3 separate regions of the Homo sapiens genome follow, and regions 1 and 3 are each linked to region 2. A link is a contact called in ENCODE Hi-C or POLR2A ChIA-PET data. All regions are on one chromosome and are shown on one strand. Each heading gives the region's core, a stretch centred on a gene start or an enhancer-like site at or near the end of the contact. The rest is flanking DNA. Distances are from core to core; before and after follow the strand shown. Region 1 overlaps AHSG (alpha 2-HS glycoprotein). Region 2 has its middle 23 kb from the start of CRYGS. Region 3 has its middle 18 kb from the start of DNAJB11.

Evidence for each region. Hi-C counts contacts between places; a loop is a spot of excess contacts on that map. ChIA-PET counts read pairs that join two places held with the same protein, here RNA polymerase II (POLR2A). Pooled maps may share reads with other maps.
Region 1: a pooled map shows a loop between it and region 2 (2.2-fold over the local background). The contact joins two enhancer-like sites. A Hi-C loop is called at or near these places in 1 of 168 maps with a recorded cell type or tissue (PC-3) and 6 of 50 pooled maps. POLR2A ChIA-PET finds 5 or more read pairs at or near these places in 4 of 52 experiments (A673, HEK293, activated naive CD4-positive, alpha-beta T cell and 1 more).
Region 3: POLR2A ChIA-PET joins it to region 2 with 10 read pairs in GM10248. The contact joins two enhancer-like sites. A Hi-C loop is called at or near these places in 1 of 168 maps with a recorded cell type or tissue (B cell), 8 of 37 single-sample maps with no recorded cell type and 11 of 50 pooled maps. POLR2A ChIA-PET finds 5 or more read pairs at or near these places in 20 of 52 experiments (CD4-positive, alpha-beta T cell, CD4-positive, alpha-beta memory T cell, GM10248 and 13 more).

The regions. Positions count from the first base shown.
Region 1 is chr3:186,614,834-186,618,448 of GRCh38, reverse strand. AHSG (alpha 2-HS glycoprotein) reads right to left here. Exons shown (of 7, transcript NM_001622.4): 2 at 2,654-2,764; 3 at 1,922-2,006; 4 at 1,099-1,262. Among named protein-coding and RNA genes, the nearest start is that of AHSG, 3.6 kb to the right of the region's middle. Within about 2 kb of position 1,293, at least 3 of the 41 ENCODE cell types and tissues checked have a DNase peak (open chromatin) inside an H3K27ac peak, as active enhancers do.
Region 2 is chr3:186,519,804-186,523,021 of GRCh38, reverse strand. No RefSeq gene overlaps it. Among named protein-coding and RNA genes, the nearest start is that of CRYGS, 23 kb to the left of the region's middle. RefSeq lists an enhancer at 1,367-1,566. Within about 2 kb of position 1,426, at least 3 of the 41 ENCODE cell types and tissues checked have a DNase peak (open chromatin) inside an H3K27ac peak, as active enhancers do.
Region 3 is chr3:186,587,070-186,590,341 of GRCh38, reverse strand. No RefSeq gene overlaps it. Among named protein-coding and RNA genes, the nearest start is that of DNAJB11, 18 kb to the right of the region's middle. Within about 2 kb of position 1,526, at least 5 of the 41 ENCODE cell types and tissues checked have a DNase peak (open chromatin) inside an H3K27ac peak, as active enhancers do.

The DNA.
Region 1 (3,615 bases), core at 44-2,543, 96 kb before region 2:
GGGAGCACCATTCATGCAGACCATGCGTCGGCCCAGAAGACATGTCCCTCAATGGCTTACATAGGGCAGTTGCTATGGGGTTGTGTTCTCAAGTGCTTGTGCTTTAGAGGTAGGGGTTGTGTCTTCCTTGTAGGAGGGGCAAGTATCCATCACCGGTCCTTCAGGGTGGAGGTGAGTTTGCAGATAGGAAACCGGAATCAGAAGGCCAGCATTAGACTGATAGGAGTGGGAACCCTGCCTCCCCCCAGCCCTCACTCTTGGGCTGCACTTGATACCCAAGGTTCAGGTTATTCCAAAATAGGGTGGGAAAGTGAAGAGATTAATACCTCTTCCACCTGTTTCATAGAGCAGGCTCAAATGAAAAGATTTAGATGAAAGTATGGAAGATATCACTTGAGCTTTTCTTTTTTAAAGTAGTTGGAGCATATGGACACAATAAAATATCTGTTATTTGGTGTAGTCTGGGGTGGGGATGTTCTGAGAATCACATATTCTGATTAATAGAATTGCCGTCTATACTAGCGTATTTCCAAGTATGGCCATGGCTGATATCCAGAATACATTTTCTTAAACATTTGAATTCTGTTGAATTCCAATGTGCTAAACCACCCACAGTACAATGAGATGTTTTCTCCAGTGACTCGAAAGGCATTTTAAGATCTTGCCATTATAAGCTTGTCAGCACAAGTGAGTATTAATTACGAGTCTGTGGCAGATGTTCAGCGGAGATGGGTGGTACTGGAGCCCAGCAAATTTACAGTGAGTGCTTCTGGCCGACGTGGGCAACTCTACCAGCTGACACTGAGCTTTGGTTTTAGCTGGAACGGAGGGAGTGGGGATGTACCTGCCGGCAGCTGTGGCTGCTGGACGTTACAGTGGCTCAGCATGGGGGAGGCGCTGAGGGTGTTGGGGTCCTCATGACACTCAGGAGCCTCATACCCCCTTAGGATGCTTTCTTCCCTTTCCAAACAACCCTCTCCTTGCTTTCTCATCGCTGCCCCTGCGCCTGTTCTTCCCTGCCTCCCGCTCCACCACGTACAGTACATTCCCGAAGTGCCACCGAACTGCCCAACCTGTCAAAAGAATCTCAGTCTTTACCACAAGCTGAGCCCGGGAAATTTCCTCCAGCTGAAAATTGGAGCCGTTGTTCTGAGCGTTGAAGGCGGCCAGGGCAGCTTTCGCGGCGTGCACCACCCTGGTGTCGTTCAGCGGGGCCAGCAGGGGGCAGTCTTGGCACACCTTGCGCACGTCCTCGGCTGAGTCTGCTCGGAGAGAGGAAACCAGGATGTGGGCAGCCATTCTCCCTGGCATGGCCCCAGCTCTGCTGCGTTAGCAAGGGCTAAGGCATTCCCCAGATAGCTTCAGGCACTTTCTCTGCTTCTTACTAAACCTTCAAAAGGCTTTTGCTATGCTGACATTTCTGCAGGAGCTCTTATCATCACGAGGCAATTTTCACTTCCAGTAAGAATAACTTCTTATTTTTTTGAGACAGGGTCTCACTCTGTGTCACTCAGGCTGGAGTGCAGTGGTGCGATCTCGGCCCACTGCCACCTCTGCCTCCCAGGTTCAAGCGATTCTCCTGCCTCAGCCTCCCTAGTAGCTGGGATTACAGGCGAGCACCACCACATTTTTGTATTTTTAGTAGAGATGGGGGTTTCACTATGTTGGCCAGGCTGGTCTCGAACTTCTGACTTCAGGTGATCCACCTGCCTCGGGTGGGTGGATTACAGGCGTGAGCCACCGCACCAGGCCAAGAGTAGCTTCTTAAAACACAATTTTAAAAATCCCAGAACCCAGGAAATTTGGCTTCTCCTTTTCCTCACCGACAAAGCTGCTAGAACTACTTAAGTTGAAAATTATTCAGATCCCTTCCCCACTTTCTCTACAAGGAAAAAATGAGAATAAGAATAGTCATCTGTACCTGGACTGGAATCACATTTTGCGTATACCACGGAAAACTTGCCATCTAGTTTCAACAGCTGGAAATCACAGTCTCCTTCGACAGCCTGGAGAAAGAAACCCACGTGAGGATGGCTGCCCTTCCCCTTCGCACCCCGGGCAGGCTCCCTCCAGGCACGGCTGTCAAAGGTGACCCTTGCAAAATCGCCTTTGCTGGGTAATACTGAAACATGGCACTCTCTGCTTTCAGGGATACAACGATATAGTTAAACGCTTGTAAAAATCAGCCCCAGGGCAAGTGGCATCAAATGGCAATTTTATTTATGATGATGATTATTATTATTATTATTTCGAGATAGAGATTCACTGTTGTTGCCCAGGCTGGAGTGCAATGGCAGGATCTTGGCTCACTGCAACCTCCACCTCCCGGGTTCAAGCGATTCTCCTGCCTCAGCCTCCCGAGGAGCTGGGATTTACAGGTGCCCGTCACCACGTCCAGCTAATTTTTGTATTTTTAGTAGAGATGGGGTTTCACCATACTGGCCAGGCTGGTCTTGAACTCCTGACCTCAGGCGATCCACTTGCCTCAGCCTCCCAAAGTGCTGAGATTATAGGCATGAGCCACTGCGCTCGGCCACAAATGGCAATTTTAGAAACTGCACCCTGGCTAGCCAAGAAGGCAGGCTGAGACGCTGGGTGAATCGGTGGAGCTGGCCGAAGGGCCACCTACAGTCATCCTAAGAAGGGTACTCACATGCTCCTTCAGCTGCCTCACGCTGCATCTTGCCACAGGGGTGGGGTCCAGCACATGGCAGGTGGTTTCCAGGGTGTCTATTTCAATCTCAAACAGCTCTCCGGAGGGCTGCTGTGGAGACAAAGAGTGAAGCCGTGAGCAACCTATTCCCCTGATCCTGTGGTGCGGTCCACGGTATGCGCCCTCATTGGGCTTGAGAGCACCCCGCTTTTGGAGAGGTGAGGGAAATGTCATTCTTACTGTCAGTCTGCAACTCCGTCTAGCTCTGAACTGGCCTGTGGGCAGGACAATGACCAGGGCTTGTCTGGTCTTCGTCTGTTGATTAAGGAAGCACCAGATGATGCTCGCAAAGCAGACGGGGTCCTGGGCTTGAACAAGTCGATGGAGCCACAGCCCTCACTCTGAGCTCTATTTGAAAACTACAAATGGGTGTTAACACTTATTTGTATTTATTATTTATTTAATTTTTTAAGATTTCACTCTTCAAGCAGTGCTTTGGAAAATGCAAGTTTGGATTTTTCTCAGACAAGCTGCAAAATAAGGTGGTGTAGGGTAATATCTTACTGTCTTTTTTTAATCTCCTCTATCCCTCCCTCTCCTTCTTTCTTTCTTCCTTTTCATTATTTGCTTTCCTTCCTTCCTCCGTTTTCTTTTCCCTCCTAGAGGTTTTTGCTGCTGTTGTCCTTGGTTTTTCCTTTGTCTTGGCTTGTGCAGCAGGTGCCGGCATGCAACGATGCTGCTCTCTACTTCCCCCTGCTGGCGATAATGGGGAAGGGCATGTCTCCCTCTGACAGGAAACTGGATGTCACTAGTGTAGACACGAGGGAGCTTGCAACAATCCTTGGAGATATTCTTGTGAGTTCACCTGTTTCTGTATCTTGTCTTCGAAGCCTGAAAAATCCAGAAGGTACAAGTATGCCTTTTCTCCTCTCAGCCCAGCTCTGTTTGCCTCTCATTGGTTC
Region 2 (3,218 bases), core at 177-2,676:
TTTCCAGAAGCACTTTTGACAGCTTCATACAACTTGTTTGCATTTTGCTGCGCTAACATGTTATTCTTTTGTTGGTTCATTGGCTCATGGATTCATCGAACACTAATAAAGCACCTATGATATGCCAAGCACTGTGCTAGGCTGCGCTGAAGATACCTGGCTCCTAGTCAGGAAAGAAACTCAGTCCTTGCCACAAAGTCATGGGGAAAATCAATGGGCAAATGGCTCCTTAGATCATAGCCACACATGGGATAATGTACAGCAGAACTGTGCACAAAACACAGTGGGAAGAGAGGCAGCAGCAGCTCACTCTGCCTGGAGAAGACTTCATTCAGAATGGGGAGGTGCACACAACAGAATCTTAGCAAGGTGGGCGAAGGGGCCTGAGATATTTATTAGGACTCTTTGGAGGATGACAAATAGCAAGCAAATTTAATTAGTTAACTCGCCGGTCGTGGTGGCTCATGCCTGTAATCCCAACACTTTGGGAGGCTGAGGACGGCGGATCACGAGGTCAAGAGATTGAGACCATCCTGGCCAACATGGTGAAACCCCATCTCTACTAAAAATACAAAAAATTAGCTGTGCATGGTGGCGCACACCTGTAGTCCCAGCTACTCAGGAGGTGGAGGCAGGAGAATCGCTTGAACCTAGGAGGTGGAGGTTGCAGTGAGCCAAGATCGCGCCACTGCACTCCAGCCTGGAGACAGAGCGAGGCTCAGTCAAAAAAAAAAAAAAAAAAAAAAAAGTTAGTTAACTTTAACTAATGGGATTACAGCTGGATTTGGGAAATTCCAGAATCAGGCCCTTGAGGAGCAACAGTACCCAGGCAGAAGCCTTCTCTTCATCTTTTGTCTCTACTTCTCTCTGCCTCTGTTTCTCTTTCCCTAATTGCCTCCCCAGATGGGCTTTCTTTCCTCTTCAGTCCTCAAGCAGGAGCATGATGTGCTGGAAAGGGGCTAAGGGGCTGGAGGGGACACCGAATGGGAGAACAGAACGGAGAGCTGGACAAAGCCTGGATGGAAAAGGGCAGAATTGCAAGTCGAGGACTCCTGCACTGGCCCTGGGCCCTCATGGAGGCCGGGCCACGTGAGCCTTCCCAGGAGGCAGAATGGAGTTGACTGGCCACACCGTGCAATTTGTCACAGCAAAGGGAGGACCACAGATTTCCAAAGGAAAAGGAAAGGAAAAGATGCCTAACCTCAAAGAGTGACGAACATTCCAGCTGCAGAGGCCTCCTGACAGAAGAAATGTCCCAGAGAGCCAAGTGAGGGGGCGTGGCCTTTCACCAGGAGAAGGAATAGTAGCAGGAGGTATGCCTCCCTTTGCACAGCACCTGCTCGTCACAAGCCAGTGAGTTTTGTTCAGAGTGCAATGCAACCAAAAAAGAAGAAAGTCCTTTCAGTTTGAGTTTCACACTCACACAGCCTTGTTTTCCCAGAAGCCCAGGCCCCGGGGACTCTGGAGTCAAAGTTACTGGTAAGAGTTACCTCAGCGGTCCCCCAGGGCTGCCCACACAGACAAGGACCACACAGACAAAGAGAATCTCCAAGAAGCCACAGATTGTGGGCACAGCAGTGCTGAGTGACAAAGACATGAACTCAGCAAGCAGTGCCCTGGAGAAGGATGTGATGGGCAGTACACCTCTGGGGCCCTTCTGCATGTCACCCACACCTCAATTGGTTTATCAGTGGCCTGGATTCTGAAATCACTAACATCACTAACATCACACACACAAACACTCTCTCACACACACACAGACATACACACACACACACACACACACACACACACTTCAGCTCTTACCCCTCCATAATCTACTGAGCAGTCTCCATATTGTTCACAGAGTTCGGAACACTCCCAGCAGCCATTGCTGCAATCTATTGCTCCCTTATTTCTCCGAGTGCTGGAGCAGGGAAAGTGTTTATCCACCCTCCAGATGATTCCGGTCTCAAAGGCAGAGGGATCAACTGGGTGTTCAGACTATTTTATTTACATCCCGAGTGGCTTTGTTTTGGCTGTGCAAAAAATGTTTCCCGTCTCTGTCTGACTGGAGCAAGGGACTGGGTAGCATGGGGAGAAGGAGGTGTCAGAAGGGATTAAAGAGTGCCTGTTTGATCCACAAAGCTCTAGAACTATCCTACTTTCCTCTGGGGTGTGTCTCTAGGTAGGTGATCTCATTTCATCTCTTATAAATATTCTGTCTGCTCTCCGCATTCCACCTCACCCCACTGGTGTGGGGCAACCAAGTTTCTAATAATACAAAAGGAGGTAATATATCTGGAAGTCGAAGTCCACGGGGCTGGTGGGCTTTAAAATGAGATGCATTTGGTGCATGCGTTTGGTCATTTCCTTTCTTCAAGCCTGGACTTTTGAAGACAAATGGTGACAGCTGGAGCCCAGCACGCCAGAAGCCCATGTGAAGGGGCACATCCAGATGAAGTCAACACTTACAGAAAGTCATTTCTGAGTGCCTGGAAGAGGGATATGCATCTGGCTAAAACCATAGTTTGCATTTATTGGACTCACATTCTGTGCCAAACATTGTACCAAGCATTTCACATGGATTATGTCATTTAATCCTTACACTTCCATCCTGATAAATAGAAATAAATACCTTCATTTAATAGAAGAGCAAGCTAATGTTCAGAGAGATTAATAATTCATTCAAAATCACACACTTTGTAAGTGACAGAGCCAGACTTCAAATCCAAGCAGGTTGAATTCAGAACCAATTGTCCTACCACTTAGCTGTGTGTTTGGGGGAAATTATTTAACTTGTCTAAGCTTCAATTTCCTTATCTGAAAACATGGTTATAAATAATAGTACCTACCATTTTGGTTGTTGAAAACATTCAATGGGATAGTAAGTCTGAAGCAGCTCCCAGCACACAAGGAGCAGTGGGTGGTAGCATTTAGTATGCAGTACTTTGAAAGAGACAAGCAACCAGGACACACATGGGAATGATGTTTTTCCCATTTTTTTGAGACAGAATCTCGCTCAGCCGCCCAGGCTGGAGTGCAGTGGTGCGATCTCGGCTCACTGCAACCTCCAGCTCCCAGGTTCAAACAATTCCCCTGCCTCAGCCTCCCGAGTAGCTGGGATTATAGGTGCCCAACACCATGCCTGGCTAATTTTTGTACTTTTAGTAGAGATGGGGTTTTACCATGCTGGTCAAGCTGTCTCGAACTCCTGACCTTGTGATCCACCCACCTCA
Region 3 (3,272 bases), core at 277-2,776, 67 kb before region 2:
CCTGGTGTTTTAAGTGCTCTTCCTGAAATGCTCACTGACAATAAAACTATTGAACAGATCAGGACTGAAAACATAGCTTTGTTTTGTGCCAGCAAAGACTCTCTTCTCTCCTTTACAGGTTGACATTGAGCCATTAATCAACAGTATGTTCAACAGTAACTAGTGAGTTATGAATCCAACTATGTGCCTCTATTTTATCTCCAGGGGATATCACAAGATGAATCATCAAACACCTTGCTGAAAACATTATCACATTTCCTGTTCTGGTTTAATGTTACCTAACTGGTAGAAAACACAGAAGACTTAATTACATGATTGCTTTTTTTTTTTTTTTTTTGAGATGGAGTCTCGGTGTGTTACCCAGGCTGGAATGCAGTGGTGGCGCAATCTTGGCTCACTGCAACCTCTGCCTCCCACGTTCAAGTGATTCTCCTGCCTCAGCCTCTCAAGTATCTGAGATTACAGGCATGTGCCACCACACCTGGCTAATTTTTGTATCTTTAGTAGAGATGGGGTTTCATCATGTTGGCCAGGCGGGTCTCGAACTCCTGACCTCAGGGGATCCGCCTGCCTCGGCCTTCCAAAGTGTTGGGATTACAGGCATGAGCCACCGTGCTCGGCCTTGTTCTTAATCACCTAATTTGGCCCCTTGCAGTGGCTTCCATAACTGTTACTAATTCTCGGAAACCATCCTTTAATTTATTATTATTATTATTTGGCAGAATCAGGCTCCAAATCAAAATCCAGCCTGTATGGCATCTGCCTTGTCTACGTTAAGATTAAGGGAGACTAAAAGAGGAGGGTAGTTAAATGCATTATTATTTGAGTTTGCATTGAAAATTATAATTATTATTGTTTTACTTAATATCCTGATTTTTAGTGGCAAGAGCTAGAAAATGGCTTAAAAAAAAAAAAAAAAAAACAGGTCTGGGGCTCCAGAGCCGATAGCTCTCACGGCATTATTTTAGCGCCACCTTCACACAAACATCATGCATTGCAGAGGGAAGGAAAATTTTAAAAAATCATAAGCCTCCCAAACCTCAGTTGTGCAACATATATTATTAACTTGTTCTTTTTGAACTGCCTATCCCAAGAGAGGCATTCCAGTTGTAAATGTCAAATCAACCAACAACTCTATGAAACATGTACTGTTATTATCACCATTTTACAGAGGGAGAAATTAAGGCACAACTAGTAAATGGTAGAACTGGAATTTGAATCTGATCAGTGTGATTCTAGAGCATGCACATGGTAACACTATGGTACATAAAACCTCCCGTTTTGTTTCTATATTCTGTCAAAAAATGATGTTTTCAATATAAAAGGGTAAAGTGAACATCAGTAAGAGGAAATGGAAGTCCAAGAGGGAAGAGGTGATTGATGATAAGAAACACTTTCTTTGAAGGAAATCCTGTCTTCTGGACTGGAGACAATTCCAGAATACTGAGAAAATCACCTAAATGTGAAAGTGAAGATCCCTAGGCCCCAGTATGGGCTCACGAAGAGTGTCATAACAGACACACCTCATTTCCTAACAGGCTGTTGTCTAACTGGATTTCAACAAGATCTCTCAGCATACCTGTGTGGACAAGATAAAGAAATATGGCTAGATGCAAAATCAATTATTCTTATGGAGGTTGATACGACTTTACCCTGATGTTCAGATGATTGTCAACCTGGAGCAAGCTTTCAGTGGCAAAATCTAACTAAGAGTTGACTTCAATTCTTTGGCTAGTGCTTTTATTCACTGTTTAGATGAAAATCTTATGTCTCAGTCAATACAGTGCACAGATAACATCAGGTGGAGAGGCTCATACTGAATGCCTGAATTGGAGGATCCCAAAACATGGTAACAGACTGGACCACTGGGCCAACTGAGTGAGGGGGAGGTAACTGAATAGGAGTAAATATGAGGCCCTTTATCCCAAAGTACTAGTCAACTTCTGTTGAGTGACCTGGCACAGCCTGGGCGAGACTCTTAGAGCAGTGCAATCCACAGAAATATAATGTGAACTACATACGTAATTAAAATTTCCTATTAGCCAAATTCTAAAAAGTGAAAAAAACTCAGGTGAATTTTAGTAATATATTGTTTTTAATAATCTATTTTATTTCACCAGTTATATTCAAAATGCTATCATTTAAACATGTAGTCAATATAAAATTGAGACATTTTACTTTTTTTTTATACTAAGTCTTCAAAATCCAGTGTGTATTTTATGCTTCATAGCACCTCTGTTTGGATGAGCCACATTTCAAGTGCTCAATTGCCACATGTGGCTACCAGATTGGACTATGCAGCTCTAGAGGGTTTTCACTGACACTCAGTGTGATGAGACTGCCCCCAAATTATGTCATTCTCAGGCTGGCTGCATTGTTGGAGGAACTGTGCTTAAAGTTATACCACTCAGAAATATTTCATTTCTGTTAATGGAATAAGAAAGGGTCGGGGCTCTTTGACATCTAAACTCATGACGGAAGCTGTACTGGTGCCCACTGCCTGTGACCTGTGTCCAACCCTTCACTGTGAGTCCTGGAGCAATTTCAGTGACTAAAATACTAGAATTTTAAAAAGTGAACACTTACCAAGTGGTGTCTTCTTCTCTTGCTTATCTTTCAGAGCCCTTGGATATCTTTTGTTCATGGTAAAGGTTGCTACTGGAGCCAACAGCAGCTTTTTTTCAAGGAATAGAATAAAATTATCTTTCCATTCCCATTTCTAGTAACACCCATTGGACCTTTTCAAACAGGTTTTAAGTTTCCAAATCCTGTTCCCTTTTCAGTGATTTCTGAGCACTAACATCCATCTAGGATTTGGCAATCCAGCACCTAACCAATAGTGAATGCAGCTAAGGGGCAGGAGTATATGTAAGTGAATAAATCTCTGAGTAGCCCAAAAAGATGTTTAAGATGCATAAAAGACCAAGCACAAAAATATCCCCCTTCATTATCTCCATTTTGCAGATGAGAAAACTGAGGCTAACAAGCTTCCTCAGTCATAGAAATTAAATCTGATTCCAGGCCAAGCATCCTTTCAGCCTCATTGCATAGCTCCCTGGAATGGCTTTTTTCCTTGCAGAACTGAAGACACTATTATCTGTTCTTCCACATTAATTACCTAGCATCCTTCCTCTATGGTGTTTATCTTCCCTTCTTAAGAAAATCTATGGAATTTTAATATAAATCTTTCCAAATTACAATGTGCCTCAGATAAAGCACTTAAAGCTACCTGAAGCTCAGAGTCCAATAATGAAAGAATATTCTTTAACTTA